Linked DNA regions of Mus musculus: region 1 is linked to region 2. A link is a loop called in an ENCODE intact Hi-C map of the cell type or tissue named here. Cell type or tissue: heart. All regions are shown on one strand. Links, peaks and the distances in the headings refer to the core of each region. The heading gives the core; the rest is flanking DNA.

Region 1 (8,653 bases), core at 1,837-6,836, 69 kb after region 2:
ACCTCTTAGCTATCACTCATATCTCTAAAACAGACTTCTACTCATTCCTAATACAAACTGAGGTTGTACACAAGTCCTGTAAATTCTAAGGAGTTGAGTAGAGGTAAGTTCTGAAGTTTGGTAGTTCAACTCCTCATTGAAAAGACTGCTACAGGGCTCTAGGAGCTAGCCTGGAGAGACAGAGCATCAGCTAAGAGCACGGGATGGTCTTCTAGAGGTTGATTTGAGGCATCCATGTGACTCACAACTGTTTGTAACTCCATTTGCAGGGGCTCTGACACTCTGTAGCCTCCCTGAGCACCAGACATGAATTGATGAACACACACACACACACACACACACACACACACACACACATTCTCTCTCTCTCTCTCTCTCTCTCTCAAACACATACACAGAGAGAGAGAGACAGACAGACAGACAGAGAGAGGAGGGGGTGTAAATATTCGTAGGTCATTTTCTAATAAAAATCTCAATCATTCGATTTTACCAATGAAGACTTGGGAGCCAGATGCTGGGGTGGAAAGTCTGCTAGCTTAGAGAGGAAGAGGAAGCACCCAGCTGACCTTCCTCAGCAGATGTCCCAGAAGGAATGCCTTTTCTCACACCACCACAAAAACCTTTTTCAAACTGCATGCCCCTGCCTTCTAATTCCTGTGTGTCTCTCTATCCATCCTCCTGACCCCTTCTTACTCACTATGGATTTTTCTTAGTAATCCTGTGCTCACACCCTGTCATCTAGTTGCCTGCTCTGCCTCTTCACCAACTTTAGATGCTTTTATTTAATCCTGTTTACAATATTCAAGCTGAAAACTCTTGGATTAAAGGTGTGTGCTAAGGCTGAGCGACACTACAACTAAAAACAGGTTTTTCCGGTAAATAATACAATCTTGGGATGCCCAGTGTGATCAAATGCAACACCAAACACATAAAAAAAGGTAAGCTGCTAATAAGAAAAGCCAGGGCATCACCATTTACCAAATTATGTTTTCCTGAAGCAAAATTAAGATTTGGTCATTTTAGTTTTCTCCACTGGTTATTTATACCAATGGGAAGCTTAGCATTGTCACATACATTTAAATAGCACTGGTAAAGTTAGCTAAATTAGTTTAAACTTAGATAATTAATTTAAGAGATTTAAAGTATTCAGCTGTAAGCCTGGCATAGTGGCGCTCACCTTTAACCCCAGCACTTGGGAGCAGAGGCAAGTGGATCTCTGAGTTGGAGGCTAGCATGGTCTACACAGCGAGTTCCAGGACAACCAGAGCTACATAGAAAAGCCCTAAATCCAAAAAACAGAAAAAAGAATTTAGTCGCTTAAGGTTAAAACCATCATGCAATTAACCTCCCTTTCTAACAATGGAGGAAGGAAGGAAGGAAGGAAGGAAGGAAGGAAGGAAGGAAGGAAGGAGGGAAGGAAGGAGAAATGGAAAGGAAAATAAATTCGAATACATTCCCCATTGTGATAATCAACCTTAATGAATATTTTTAATTCTATGTTATTTGTTTTTATATAAATGGCTATTTTTATGGTCAAATATAGGTTGTTTTTGGACAGGTTTGTAAGTCATTTCAGCAAAAGCTATAGATAAATTATTTGAAACTGCATGCTGATTTGCTGACTTTCTTCTTTCATCAGAAAGAGGTAACATACATCTACTATGTGATAATATCGGGGCAATGGTTTCCTATGGACTACTGGTCATTGTAAATTAAAGATGCATTTATTAATTATGCATTAATAAGGAGGTCAGGAAGATGGCTCCTTCAGTAACATGTCTGTTGTGCAAGCATGAGGAGCTGGATTCCAATTCCTGGCACACACATAAAAAGCTGGGCACGCCTGTAATTCCAACCCGGGGACGGGAGCAGAGAGCTCCTGGGATCTGTAGCAAGCGTCACTGAATTGGGGAACTCAGGTTCAGTGAGGCCCTGTCTCAAAAATGAAGTTGGAGAATAGTTGAAGATGACCTGAAGTCAACCTCTGGTTTCCATGAATGAGCATACATGTGTGCACACACACTGGAACATTTACATACAAATATACCACACATACACAACAGCAACAATAAAAGATTCAGTAATCAGGACATTCCTATGACCCTAGGACTCTGGGGAGGAAAGAAGACAAAAGAAGGAGAATCAGTTCAAGACCAACCCCAGCTGCCTATTTGAGGCAGCCTGGACTACATAAGACTATCTTTTTTAAAATCCACTCATGGAAAAACTTAATAATATGAAAAGACTCGATTAACATTGTGCATATCATGATGGAAATGAAATCACCAAAATATGTTTACAAGCATACACTTACAACAATCACCAGAATAATAAGATATGTAGATTTCTTAAATGGGCAATATTACATAAATAAATATTATATAAATAAAACCTCAGTTTTATTAAAGAACCTTTTATATAGATGAATCCTGAATGATTCACAGCTATTCACAGTTTGGCAACAGTGCACTCTCACCTGCAGATTTCAGGACTGCCTAGGTATTTGTCATTGCTTATGCTTTTAAAAAGTTACCATCGCTGTCTATTTTAATTGTATTTTTGAAATTATGACTTGTAAAGTACTAAGTTGTGGGGTATGGAGGGAGCTCAGTCAGTAAGGTGGATTCCAAACATGCCTGGGGCCCTGGGATCCGTCCCCAACCTTGCACAATCACCTAGTGTGGTGGCACTCGCCTGTAATGCCAGCACTGGAGAGGGGGAAACAGGAAACTCAAGCTCAAGGCCACCCTCTGCCTCCCAGGGTTTGAGTCCAGTCTGGGACACCTGAGACCCTAACTTTGTAGCTAAACACTGCGACCAAGTTGCAACCAAGTATCTTTTTGTGTAGGTGGTTGTGGTATATGTGCGAGTGCATGCATGCATGGTCCAGTGTTTGTAGATGCCTGTGTGCATGCATTTGGAAGCCCAAAGCTGAAGTTTGGTGTCTCCATTTATTTATTGTAGCAGGGTCTCTCACTGAAGCTGGAGCTCACTACAGCTACCCTAGCTAGTCAGCCTGTCCTAAGAATCCACCTCTGCCTCCCGAATGCTGGTAGTGCTAGATGAAGGCTAGGCCTACCCACCTTTTGTATGGGTTCTTGAGACAGGGACTACTTCTTCAGTGAGCCATGCCCCTCCCCACCTCTGTCTAGCCTTCTACTATTATCTTCCATTGTTAGTAAACAGCTACGTTTAGGAAACACAACTCCATACTAATTGTGAGAAACAGGAAGCAACACTTTTATTTCCAAACTAACCCAGACAAAAGCCCAACATTGAGTCATTCTGAGCTTCTTAGGACACCCTAAGTATTTTAAGGAAGACATTTATACAAGACTCCCACCTGGGGAAAGTCCACATCTGTGCCACTCTTTAAAATGGAAGATGTTTGTTTTTAATTGATTACTTATTTATCTTTTAGGCAGTTTTGGTGTAACATGAAATAGAATAAAGCATCATTTTTCTAATTATTATTCAAGATCGAAGTAAAAGAGGAAATACCTATATAACGATTTACCTTTATTGCTTGTATTTTTATTGGCCTTCTGTGTCTAAAAATAAATTAGAATTTTTTCTCCAATTACTCCAAGTACAAGTATAATCTAAATGTGCAATAATGAACTTCACACTACAGAGTGAGAGTCTAAGGTGCAAGTGGTGGCTTAGTTCAAAAACTTGCAAAGAAGAGTTCTTAGTCTATTCAAAAACTGAAGTGTAACTTTATGTGTCTTACACAGTCTTCTTCATTGCTAAGAATTAACTGCAAAAGTATTATAAAAGTCCTTTAAATGTAAGTTCTTAAGAAAACAGCAAACAGGCACGTGCAGGGGTTAAAATCGGCTTTCCCGTTGCCTGTATTTTCCCTTTCATTCTGTACTTTCAGATGCCTGACTGAGGTCATCTTGCTAGTCCATCAGCCAAAAGTAGTCCCTGGGGTTGTTTTCTTCCTTAGATTGTTACCAGGTGGGTGGACCTAAGTCTTACCATCTGATTAAAACTGGGAATTAAGGGCAAGGAGCCAAAAAAGCAAAGCAAAACAAAACAAAACAGAAAGATTCATTCTGCATGGGATACATATATATTAAGAGTCCTGTCCGCACGGCCTCAAGCCGCAGTCCTTTTGACGCGAACACCCTCACACAGTGGGCAAACTTCCACGTGTTCCGGTCCTAGTTTTAAGGACAGAAATCTCCAAAGTACACACCGCGCTTGTTAACGTGTATTCCCTAGATTTTTCTTTCACACCTCATGTCTGACAGTCCATATGATTTTTACCAAAGCCAGGTTAGATAATTTAGATGACACCCTTCTATGCTGTCCACACCCACTGCCTAGACATGTCTCACAAAACCATACTTCAAAATGTAGAAAAAATATACCCCCGGACTGTTTAGTCTACACCCATCCAATGGGTCTCTAGAGACAGTCAACGTGGATCCACGTTAGAAGCATCTCTCAGGCAAACTGCTCCCCTACTTCTTGACAGCTACGCCACCTACCCGTGGAACCTGGGCCTCTGCTTCTGACCATTCTCAGATCACCTCATTCAACCTAGAGGCTAGTGGTAGGAATGGAAAGAACCGAGCAGAAGAAGCTACTCTGCGGGCGATTGGATTTCTTTCGGTGGCTTCTGCAGAGCTAAGGGGGCGGCGTGATCCGCGAGCTTAGCCTCTCGGTTCGGGGTTCGGGCTCTGTGTGGGTGGGCACGGGCAGGCCGGAGAGGCCTCGATGCAGCGACCCGGTACCTCGCAGGCCCAGGCGCCGAGGCCAGTAGCCTTCGGCCGGAGACCGACTCACCTGCCCTCTGCAGAGGCGATGGAGCGCGCGAGGCTCGCGGGGACCCAAATGCGCGGAGGTGGAGACGCTGGACACCGGGGAGGGGTGGCGAAAGCAGGAAAGCGGATTACCTAAGCGAGGATGCAGAGCCCCAAGGAGGATACAGCCTTTCCCAGAGAAACGGAAGAGGCGGAGGAGGGGCGAGAGAGGAGGAAGGGAGTGCCAACGCCTGGAGGTGGTCGCGCTGGGACCTGGCGCAATCCTCCTGTGGCGGGCACAGCCGGAGGGCAAGCCGCCAGGAAAACACCGGAGGTCACCGCAGCGAAGGCGGGGAGGCGCCCTGCCTCTCTTGGCTCCAGCAGTGCAGCCCAGTTTCTGCCAGGTCCCGGCCCCGCCTCTTTCCCCCGGGGCGGGTGGCCTCTTGCTTCTGGGGCGGGCGAGGGCATCCCACGCCAGCCAGCCTGAGTCTGGCCTCCGCGACGTCACAAGTGAAGCTTTGTCAATTTGCTTGAGAGGGCCAGAAAGGTCAGGGTTGCCTCAACCACAGTTCTTGGTGTGCATTGTTTCTTCAGAAGCACCCAAAAAGTCTTTGAGAATATTCCTCCTCCATTCATTTGAACCCTTGGTGTTATGGGTTTGACAGATGGTTTGAAGCTGTGAAGTTGGACTTCCTGCTAGAATGAGTCCCCCTGTTCTAATAGAAGCGTCTAGGTTCCTACATGTTTGTTTAGTCAAAGCAGTGTCTTCTGGACCTTATTAGTTGTGGGTCAAGGCCCAGCCAGGCAAGAAGCACATGTTGGGTGGGAAACTCATCTCTTGCTGCAACCCTTTTAAACTAATGCTCAGTGTGACTTAAAGATATAGTTGGGAGTGGTAGGTGGAAATAGAAATGGGTGGTGATGGACAAAGGGCAGCAAGGGTAAGAATTTTAAAAAGGGCAACATTCAACTTTGGGATAGAAGGGGCTCAGAGTCTCTGTGAGTGCTCTGGGCCCTTCTGTCCTGGTAAGATTTATCCGGCTTCCCTGTGATTTATTCTGTGGCTGGAACTGGGAAGCACTTCAACAATTCTAGCCTGCAGGCTTTCTCATCAACCTCTCCCCAAGCTCCCATTTATTTATGCGCAGTACTGCGATGGCACCTCACCCACTTCCATTCCCCATCCGCCTTCCATTCACTCACAGGTTCAGTGGATTCAGCCTTCTTTCTCACTTTTACTTTGTTTTGTTTTGTTTTTGGTAAGAGTCTCACTTTATAACCCTTGCTGGCCTCAAATTCGCTATCCTCCTGCTTCTGCCTTCTGGGTGCTGGGAGTACAGATGGGTGCTACCATGCCTAGATCCTCATATTGTCCTTTAGTTCCATTCTCTTAAGTCCATTCTTGGTGTTACAGCTGATATTAATTATGAAATCATATCCATGACAGCAAAATCAAGGAATAATATAAATGTGACATTTACCATAAGGAAATGGGAGTAGATTTGTATCTAGGAGCAGAACTGGGGAGGGGCTAGAGTAGGAGCTATGACTCTAGCCCATTTCTCTGCAGGTGCAGAGACCACCCTACAATACGTATCTCACTGGATCACTTGCTTGCTCTGATCTCTATTAACACTTGGAGCAAACTGCTGGTGATCAAGGCACATTTCCTCCTCCTCACTGTCAACTTTGCCACTCACACTTAGTGACCCTTTTACCAAACCGGATCTAGATGTCAATCCACAAACTTTTAGAATTCCATGTTTATGGCTGCCATTGCTATTGCAGCAGTCTCTTGCAGCTCTAACACACAGCTATAAGAGCTGGATAACTGGTAAGTCTTACCTCATAACTGATGAGATGGCACAGCAGGTAAAAGTGCATGCCACCAAGCCTGATGAACTCACTTGGATTTCTGGTACCCACATGGTGAATAGAGAGGACTGACTCCCCAAAATTGTGCTCTGGCCTCCATTTATGCGCCACAGCACACCTGTGTGCTCACATACACACAGTTATAATCATAAAAAATAATTTTTAATTAGGTATTTATTTCAGTTACATTTCCAATGCTATCCCAAAAGTCCCCCACACGATCCCCCACCCATTCCCACTTCTTGGCCCTGGCGTTCCCCTGTACTGAGGCAGATAAAGTTTGTACGACCAATGGGCCTCTTTTTCCACTGATGGCCGACTAAGGCCATCTTCTGATACATATGCAGCTAGAGACACGAGCTCTGGGGGGTACTGGGTAGTTCATATTGTTGTTCCCCCTATAGGGTTGCAGATCCTTTTAGCTCCTTGGGTACTTTCTCTAGCTCCTCCATTGGGGGCCCTGTGATCCATCCAATAGCTGACTGTGAGCATCCACTTCTGTGTTTGCTAGGCTCCGGCCTAGTCTCACAAGAGACAGCTATATCAGGGTCCTTTCAGCAAAATCTTGCTAGTGTATGCAATGGTGTCAGCGTTTGGAGGCTGATTATGGGATGGATCCCTGGATATGGCAGTCTCTAGATGGTTCATCCTTTCGTCTCAGCTCCAAACTGTGTCTCTGTAACTTCTTCCATGGGTGTTTTGTTCCCAGTTCTAAGAAGGGGCAAAGTGTCCACACTTTGGTCTTCGTTCTTCTTGAGTTTCATGTGTTTAGCAAATTGTATCTTATATCTTGGGTATCCTAGGTTTCTGGGCTAATATCCACTTATCAGTGAGTACATATTGTGTGAGTTCTTTTGTTATTGGGTTACCTCACTCAGGATGATGCCCTCCAGGTCCATCCATTTGCCTAGGAATTTCATAAATTCATTCTTTTTAATAGCTGAATAGTACACCATTGTGTAAATGTACCACATTTTCTGTACCCATTCCTCTGTTGAGGGGTATCTGGGTTCTTTCCAGCTTCTGGCTATTATAAATAAGGCTGCTATGAACATACGAGAGTTGTGGTTATCTTCATTTTATATTTAAAAAAACAACTGCATCATTATTATAAATAGTCATTATAATAAATCTTTATAGTATATTGTAAAGAAATAGTTATAAAAAAATTAAGTTGTAAAGGGGTTAGTTTACTCAAACTTGTAGTAGTGTTTGGTGAGGCTAAGTTTGAACCTAGAAATTTGGCTCTCGTACTCACGTGGTATTACCCAGTCATCATTTAAAAACCTTTCTCAGACTGCATGGTTTAACTGTAAAAATGTTACCCGCCAGCTCACCCATTGGAGCTTTCAGCCTCAGTTTCTGGCACTATTTTCATGAGTTTCAGAACTGTTAGGAGGGAGTGGGGGTGCAGTCTCACTGGGAGAGCAGAGGAGTGAGCGATGGGGTTCCTTCCGAATGTGGAAGAAGTTGGAGCTGTAGACCAGACGAGCCTCAGAACGGTCCATGCAGAGCTTAGCAGGCCTTCTGGTGGGAATGTAGGGGAGCAGAATGCCAATAGAAGGACAGACAGACAGACAGGTCTCAGGAGGTTTTGGTGGGGAAGGGGAGGGAACTGGCCTGGAGGCCATTTGTGTTACAGTTTCACAAAGACTCTAGGCACATTTCCAGCAAATACAAGTGACACTGAATTCAAATGAGTAATTCAAATTCAAAGGATGAATTTATTTTGTGGAGGAAATTTCAGTGCAGCACGGGATTTGTTCTTGTTGCATTTGTCTAGATTTGCACTGAGAGCTCTTAGCAGAAAGTGAAGCAGAACCATGTAAAGATATGCATTTGGGCCAGGAAAGGAGGGAGAGTAAATTTACAATCATGAACAAAGTCACTGCTGGAAATGCTGCTGCCTGTTAACAATGAGTGACACAGCTAAGAGAGAACTTCCTTGCTCCCTGCTGCAAGAGGAGTCGCTCCTCCAGTACAAGACAGCACTTCATTGAAAGCTCCAGGCCACCTACTCATCT
Region 2 (8,653 bases), core at 1,868-6,867:
TGGTGACAATTGCCATGCATTAAAGGTCCCACTACCCCCAACAATTACAGACTGGAGACCAATCACCTAATACACAAACCCATCTAGAACATACTCAAGACACAGCAAGCCAGAGCAGCCACCAAGCCAATTCCATAGAGAAAGGAAAAACTTTTCTTTTTTTTTTTTTTTTTTTTTTTTTTTTTTCCATTTTTTATTAGGTATTTCGCTCATTTACATTTGCAATGCTATACCAAAAGTCCCCCATAGCCACCCACCCCCTCTCCCCTACCCACCCACTCCCCTTTTATGGCCCTGGCGTTCCCCTGTACTGGGGCATATAAAGTTTGCGTGTCCAATGGGCCTCTCTTTCCAGTGATGGCCGACTAGGCCATCTTTTGATGCATATGCAGCTAGAGTCAAGAGCTCCGGGGTACTGGTTAGTTCATAATGTTGTTCCACCTATAGTGTTGCAGATCCCTTTAGCTTCTTTGGTACTTTCTCTAGCTCCTTCATTGGGGGCCATGTGATCCATCCAATAGCCGACTGTGAGCATCCACTTCTATGCTTGCTAGGTCCAGGCATACTCTGACAAGAGACAGCTATATCAGGGTCCTTTCAGCATAATCTTGCTAGTGTATGCAATGGTGTCAGCATTTGGAAGCTGATTATGGGATGGATCCCCGGATATGGTAGTGTCTACATGGTCCATCCTTTTATCTCAGCTCCAAACTTTGTCTCTGTAACTCCTTCCAAGGGTGTTTTGCTCCCACTTCTAAGGAGGGGCATAGTGTTCACACTTCAGTCTTCATTTTTCTTGAGTTTCATGTGTTTAGGAAATTGTATCTTATATCTTGGGTATCTTAGGTTTTGGGCTAATATCCACTTATCAGTGAGTACATATTGTGTGAGTTCCTTTGTGAATGTGTTACCTCACTCAGGATGATGCCCTCCAGGTCCATCCATTTGGCCAGGAATTTCATAAATTCATTCTTTTTAATAGCTGAGTAGTACTCCATTGTGTAGATGTACCACATCTTCTGTATCCATTCCTCTGTTGAGGGGCATCTGGGTTCCTTCCAGCTTCTGGCTATTATAAATAAGGCTGCTATGAACATAGGGAAAAACTTTTCAATAGGTGCTAGAGTGATGGACGGCTGTACTTAAAGATGAATTAGATCCTGAAAAACAAAAGCCAACAGAGAAAATATGATTCGCCATAAAAGGTCGCTGTGATGGCTGGAGCCCGAGAAAGACCATCTGGGTTTCCCCTTTCTCTATGGCTGCTAGATTGGTGTGGTTAGAAGACAAAGAGAATTCTTTCCATAGTTGAATATCCCAAATCCCTTGGCAGCTTCTTGAATTGAGTTCAAACTTGCTTCTCCATAATTTTTGCAAGTGATACTACCATATAGGCCTTTAAAGTTTTATATGTCCTGAACAACAAGATAGTACAATCTAAGGAATACATGGGCATCCCTCCTTACAGATAACAGAGGAGTATTCAGTAGGATATGACTCAACTCAAAGAACAATCAAATGTAACCCTGAGCTGGCCTTTCTCTGCCATATATGTATGTGTGTGATGATCAAGTGTTGCTGTGGTCCTGTGTACTGCCTCTCTGCAGAGTGTCTGGATATTGCCAGTACACCAGCAGGATAATACCAGCGTCAGGAAGTCAGCAGCCTGTCCCCTTCCCTCTGGGGTGTGAGCTGTGAAGTGGAGCCTGGGATAGATAGGTTCCATAGGGTTCCAGGCAGGCAGGGAATGCCACGAGTGTTACAGCTCTTAAAAGAGGAATTAAAAGGTTTGGGCAGCCTGGGTGAGGCAGGTAGCCTGGATCCTGGGTCCCACAACAGCTGCACCATCAGCTGCCACCACGCTGATGTGAGCCTCTGTGGACAAGGAGAGCCCCACCGGCCAGGCAGGCCCAAGATCCAATGATGAGTACATCAGGAGAGAGGTCTTCCCTACGTGTTATAGCTCAGTAAGGACAGCAATTCTGAGACGATTCTTGGTGAAATAACATGTGTGCTTCATTACTCCATGTAGTCATGGACTATATAAACCTTGGGGAGTGGGATGGGATTGGTGTGTAAGTGTTTACTATTGACTATGTTCAAAGTGTTTGTGATGCTCTCTTTGCATGGGGAAGGACTCCGGGTGTTGCACATGGTCCTCACAGTTGGGTGTCATGGTTACCGGTTCACAGAGACAGGGAGCACGTAGCTCCACTGCTGTTGCTCTCAGATTCCTGAGATTGCAAGGGTTTGAGCACTTGGCCTCACCAGTCCTTATCCAGGTCAGGTGGCACAGCCCACTTGTCCTCCATGTTGGCAAGGACTCAGGAAAGAGGGCTCTTAGTCCCCATCTTCTCTTGGTGATGTCACTTAGAACACCTTCTCTATCAATACATACCCTAAACTTCTTCTTCTAACACTTAATGTTACAGAGAAGCATTCAGGTCACGCACATATTCCTTGAGCACACTCATCAGCATATGCCTTTTTCTTAATTTGCAGGGCTGGAGGTTGAATCTAGGCCAGATGATCACACTGCCCTGGAACTATATCCTCAGTACCCCTCTGCCTCTTTAATGTTTTATTTTGAGACAAAACCTCATTAAGCTGCCCAGGCTGGCTTTGATCTTGCAATTTTTCTACCCCTGGCCTCCCAAGAAGCTGAGACGACAGGTCCGTGTCACCAGGCTTGGCTTTGTTATGACATTTTAAAGTGAGATAAAACCTATTTATGTCAAATACATGAACCTGGTTTTATGAAGAGTTTACATTTGCCACTGGGGTAGAGGGAGAAAGCTGCTGGTGCCCAGAACCCCTTGCTGTTAACACTACTCTGACTCTGCAGCTTGGGCTCTTAGGGATGCTGACTAAGATTACTATGTAACTGAACCAGTGCTTGTGAGAAGAGGAGAGGTAGGAAGAGAGAAGACAGGGAGAGATCCTGACTGACTGACCAGGCTGTATAATCCCACATCTTGAACTGGTTCTATAGGGAACTCTGACAATCTTGAATGGAGTAAGAGTGGTAATTCTTAGCACCAGAATAGTAGTGCAGGCTTGGGCCTGCTTGCTTTCTTCAGCTAAGAATACCTGCATTCCTGGAGCCAGAGATGGCTGGGAAGTTAAGGGCACTGGCTGCTCTTCTGGAGGACCTGAGTTCATGTCCTAGCACCCACATGGCAGCTCACAACCAACCCTCTTTAATTATAGCCCCAGGTTTTGTACTGTGTGTACTTGTGTGTGTTGCTCTCATTTATCATTCTGAAATTATCAGTCATCCATGCTATGTCATTCCATCTCAGCACACCATAATGCATCTACTCACTCTGCTGCAGATGTTGGCTGGTGTGAATAGTACACATCTTTTGGTATATATTCACATGTTAAGTATTAAGAAAGAGGTTATAGAATATGCATATATTCAACTTTATTAAATACTGATGAGCATTTTCCTAAAGTAATTGCACGAATCCATATTCCCACCATGAGTGTAAATAAACTTTATTTTACTTATTTAGGCTATAAGACAAGCTCCACCTAAAACTATGTGGGCAGGCTGGCTTGGCACTCACTCTATAGCTAGGTTAGGCTGGAACTCACAGGAATTCTTTTGCCTCTGCCTCTTCTATGCTAGGGGCAGAGGTGCAGACTACCATACCTGACTTGCAAGAGAATTTTAGTTTCTATGAGGGTTTGGTGCACTTTTCTGATAACTAGTGACATTGGTTGCTGTCTTAGTCAGGATTTCTATTCCTGGACAAAACATCATGACCAAGAAGCAAGTTCAGGAGGAAAGGGTTTATTCAGCTTACACTTCCATACTGCTGTTCATCACTATAGGAAGTCAGGACTGGAACTCAAGCAGGTCAGGAAGCAGGAGCTGATGCAGAGGCCATGGAGGGATGTTCCTTACTGGCTTGCTTCCCCTGGCTTGCTCAGCCTGCTCTCTTATAGAACCAAGACTACCAGCCCAGAGATGGCACCACCCACAAGGGGACCTCCCCCCTTGATCACTAATTGAGAAAATGCCTTACAGCTGGATCTCATGGAGGCATTTCCCCAACTGAAGCTCCTTTCTCTGTGATAACTCCAGCCTGTGTCAAGTTGACACAAAACTAGCCAGTACTTTCATGTACTTACTGATCATTTAAATATTTTCTTTTACAAGGATTTAGAGGCCCTTTTCACCTGGCCTTCTCTGTTGTTCCTGTTGACTTTATTGTGAAAGATCTTTATTGCTTGTGTATTCCAGTCCTTAGTCAGTATATCCTGCAAATGGCCCCTCTACTCTGTGGCTTAAATCCTTGTTCCTTTATGCAACGGAGAAAGAACTCCACAAATTAACTCTGTGTTATGCAGTAGTCAAATCTGGATGTTGTTTTTTGTTTTGTTTTGTTTTGTTTTTTTCTCCATAGTTTCCATATCTTAAAGGAGTTTTAATAAACACCTTAAAACTCAGTAAAAGGTATGAGTTAAGGAAAGCAGTTTGTTTAAAACACAGTGAGAGGTCTTTTGAGGAAGGTGATTCATTTAAAACTTAGTTATTACAAAGTAATCAATTGGAAGTGGTTAACAGAGTCAGGAACTTCCACAATTGGTCTTTAAGCTGCATCAGCCTGCACAAAAAAATGTTAGTGCCCCCTGGTGGGCAGTGTGAGCTTTACAGTAAATCCTGAAACACCATCAAGGTTTCCTCTATCTAAAAAGAACTATCAGTTGAAGTAATCCTAAATTCCCCTGAGGCTTGGGTTTGGGCCAGGCTACGAACTAGAAGATAATTACAACATCTAGTAAGATCATAAGTGGAAAATCGAGTGTTGAGACCTAAATAATTGCCGTTGTGGGGACAGTACAGGGAGAAATGGGTTGGAGGTGAGGATCACTCCAAAAGCAGGGACAGGTGCCATTAAAGTACAAATGGAAAACCATTTCCTTTTCTTTTGGAGTATATTTAACCTCATTCTGGGTAAAGAATATTAGCCACTCATCTTTATATTGCATTAACACCTGTTTTCAACGCAGATGTGTTTAACACATATGTGAAAACGTCAAAAATCCCTCTTTTTTTTTTTTTTTTTTATTCTTTTGAGATAAGATCTTCCTAAGTAAACCAGTCTGGCCTTGAATTCACAGAGGTGTGCCTGCCTCTGTACCCCAAGCTGGGATTAAAGACTCGTGTAATTATGCCCAGCTTTTCTTAATTCAATCTTCACAGTTCATGCTATGTATTTCATTGTTGCTAGAGCACCATAAACAAACAGTGCAGGATACTAATCCAGTGGGTTTATTCCAGTGCTTACTAACCACACATTCTATCACTTTTCTCTATGTTTGGGCTTACCAGCGAGCAAGCACCATGGAGACGAGGAACAAAGTGGCCCTGTCTTCCCTCTTTCCGTGTCACCCTTTCCAGCATCAGTGATTAGACAACACAGGAAAATAACACAAATCATACCGGCTGTGGTAAGCCTTCCTCCTTGTACATCTTTTCTGAGTGCCATTGCCTTCTTCATGCATGCCGTGAAACCCGGCCATGATACTTAGTCATGAATATATACTTGTCAACTGCTGGCTTTGAATCACAGTGGCCATGACATCTAGGATCCCCTGAAATCATGGATGCTGTGATACTGTGAATAAAACAGCTAGGAGATAAAACACACACACAAGCACACATACATATATACATACACACACATGTGCATCTGTGCATATACACATACTGTATAGCTCTTCTACTTCATTACAGAAAGGAGAAAATCAAAGTATAATTTTGTAAGTTAAAAAATTTGTCTTTTTTAAAATTTTGTACTAGGTATTTTATTTACATTTCAAGTGTTCTCTCCTTTCCTCATTTCCCCTCTGAAAACACCCTTATCCCATCCTCCCACCACCTACTCACTAACCCACCCACTCCCGCTTCCCTGTCCTGGCATTCCCCTATAGTGGGGCATTGATCCTTCACAGGACCAAGGGCCTCTATTCTCACTGATGTTCCACAAGGCCATACTCTGCTATATATGCAGCTGGAGCCATGAGTCCCTCCATGTGTACTCCTTGGTTGGTGGTTTAGTCCCAGTGAGCTCTGGGGGTACTGGTTAGTTCATATTGTTGTTCCTCCTATGGGGCTGCAAACCCCTTCAAGCTCCTTGAGTTCTTTCTCTAGCTCCTCCACTGGGAACCCTGTGCTCAGTCCATTTTTTCCCCAGCATTCAAAGAGCAGGAAAACAATGAGTAAAGGTCTCCCTTGAGATGGGCAGAACATGAGCCACATGGTGGCTTCTCATTCTGTCTGGTATCCAGTGACCAAAGTCTGCTTGCTCTGTCACAACACAAGCACCCTGTGCAGGTGTGGGGCAAAGGTCTCTGGTACTATGCAAGGTCAGGTGGTAGGGAATAACCATGTGTAAGCTGGCTTCAGAGTGTGGCTTTCAGGCCCTTAGGGCAACCTCACACAACTCAAGCTCTGTCAGTGGCTCTGGATGTGTCTGGGGTTTGAATATGATTCGGAACCCAGTGGCCAAGGCCACTAATTCACATCTGTGTTCTGTTGAGGGCCATGTCACACTGTCATGGGACACTGACTATACCTTGTGTTTTCATCACAGCAAAATATGTCACCATGCAATGTTAGGGATCGTTTCAAAACTACTTAACCCTCCATCATGCATATGGCCTTGTCTGAAGGTAAAACTTTCAGAGAATTTCAACATGTCAACCACAGAGCAGTAAAGCAAGCTTGGTGGCCTGGGTATGGAACTTTGTGAAACCTACATGGATCTCAAAGCCAGTCCAGGGGTGATTGGCTTATTAAACATTTTATTTATAAAGGAAATGAAAGGGATAAAGTGCTAGCATTCTGTCTAAGCTTTGCCCCCACAGTTACCTGGCAACAGTCAGGCAAGCCTAACTTACTATAAAAGAGGCTGCTTGCCCCCTCCTTGCTCTCTTGCTCTTACTTTTCCCTTCCTGCTCCTGCCCTCTCCCCATTCCCTCCCCTCCCCATGCTCATGACTGGCCTCTACTCCTCTTCTTCTCTTCTCTTCTCTTCTCTTCTCTTCTCTTCTCTTCTCCTCTCCTCTCCTCTCCTCTCCTCGCCTCTCCTCTCCTCTCCTCTTCCTCTTCCTCTTCCTCTTCCTCTTCCTCTTCCTCTTCCTCTTCCTCTTCCTCTTCCTCTCTCTCTCTCTCTTCTCTCTCTCTCTCTCTCTCTCTCTCTCTCTCTCTCTCTCTCTCTGCCTTTCTCTGTCTCTACTACCCTCTTAACTCCCTTCCCCATGCCCTTAATATACTCTATACTATACTGTCCTGTGGCTGGTTCCTCAGGGGAACGTGATGATTCCGCATGGGCCTGCAGAGGCCCCTCTTCCTCCATACCTGACTGACTACAGCTCCATAGAATATATCCCCCTTCTCTATCTTTTTATAAACACATCATAAAGTTCTTAATGATGTAGACTCATCTAACTCAGCTTATTTAGGATCAGGGCATTGTAAATATAATCTAAAGCAGGACAGTGGTGCCACCCTTAGTGCCAGCACTAAAGGGGACAGAAGAAAGCAGGTCTCTGTGTTCAAGACCAGTCTGGTCTAAAGAGTGAGTTCCGGGATAGCTAGGACTACACAGAGAAACCCTGTCAAAACAAAACAAAACAAAACAAAACAAAACAAGATAAATACAGTAACAAACAAAACAAAAACACAAAAGCAAATATAATCTAGAGAAAAGAAAAACATCATTTAGAATTACAGAGCTTTGAGTAGAGCCAGAATTCTAGGTAGCTTGAGAATGAGCAGAAAAAAAAAAAAAACAAGCAAACAAAATCTTTAGAGTGCTGGTGCCACAGAGCCCAGACTCCAGGGTCATATCACACAGGAAATATTTTTTAAGTAAATTTGAGAGTAAGACAAAAAAGACAAAAACAAAAAAACAAAAAAAAAACACAACAACCCTGCACTCAAATAAAAAGGAAAAAAAACCAAAACCAAAACCATGCAGGTGTGTGTGTGTGTGCGTGTGTGTGTGTGTGTGTGTGTGTGTGTATCTGTAGCAAAACTATGAGCATCCTGGCTCAGCCTTCTGAGGACCAAGCTATTGCCTGATTTTTAATTATTTGTTTCTAGTGACTAACCCAAATGAAGCTATAAGATCTAGGATGCCTGAACCCAAGGTTCTGAAGGACCAGTTCCTAGTTGCTCTAAGGCTTTCTGTGGGAAGAGACCATAACACCATTTTATCATCATCAATGGGGTGTATCTACCTTGGCCAACCCCATACAGAAGAGCCAGTCCTACTCACCAAACTCTGGAGCTGGGGCTGAATCCTGGAAGGTGCATAAAAACTTGCAGCCATTGTTATTTGACTCTGTCTTGATTTGTGCAAAGTCACTGCAGTGTCATGCATTACCTAACAATAAAAGAGATGAAGTTTAAAAAAAAAATGAAAGAAAGAAGGACAAACAAAAGGAAAGGAGAGGGGAGGGGAGGGGAGGGAGGGGGGAGGGGAGGGGAGGGGAGGGGAGGGGAGGGGACGGGAGGGGAGGGGAGGGGAGGGGACGGGAGGGGAGGGGAGGGGAGGGGAGGGGAGGGGAGGGGAGGGGAGGAGAGACTATTTTCAAAGCTGTTGGCTGCATGCTTTAAGTCCACTAGGAAAGCA

The links. A loop is a pair of places that touch in the nucleus more often than their neighbours do. Peaks named below come from ENCODE experiments on the same cell type or tissue, not always from the same donor. Only the 100,000 strongest peaks of a DNase experiment are listed, where the experiment ranks them.
Region 1: it touches region 2 in a loop (4-fold over the local background); 4 of 42 quality-filtered maps call a loop at or near these places.

What each region holds. Positions count from the first base shown.
Region 1 is chr1:52,812,605-52,821,257 of GRCm38, forward strand. Inpp1 (inositol polyphosphate-1-phosphatase) reads right to left here and starts at 5,084. Exons shown (of 6, transcript NM_008384.2): 1 at 4,798-5,084. In heart, for the core only: a CTCF peak has its summit at 4,496; DNase peaks (open chromatin) are centred at 4,027, 4,527 and 5,027; H3K4me3 peaks cover 1,413 bases; H3K27ac peaks cover 1,043 bases.
Region 2 is chr1:52,743,819-52,752,471 of GRCm38, forward strand. No RefSeq gene overlaps it. Among named protein-coding and RNA genes, the nearest start is that of Mfsd6, 21 kb to the left of the region's middle. In heart, for the core only: a CTCF peak has its summit at 4,652 (motif pointing left); no DNase peak of the experiment used is centred there.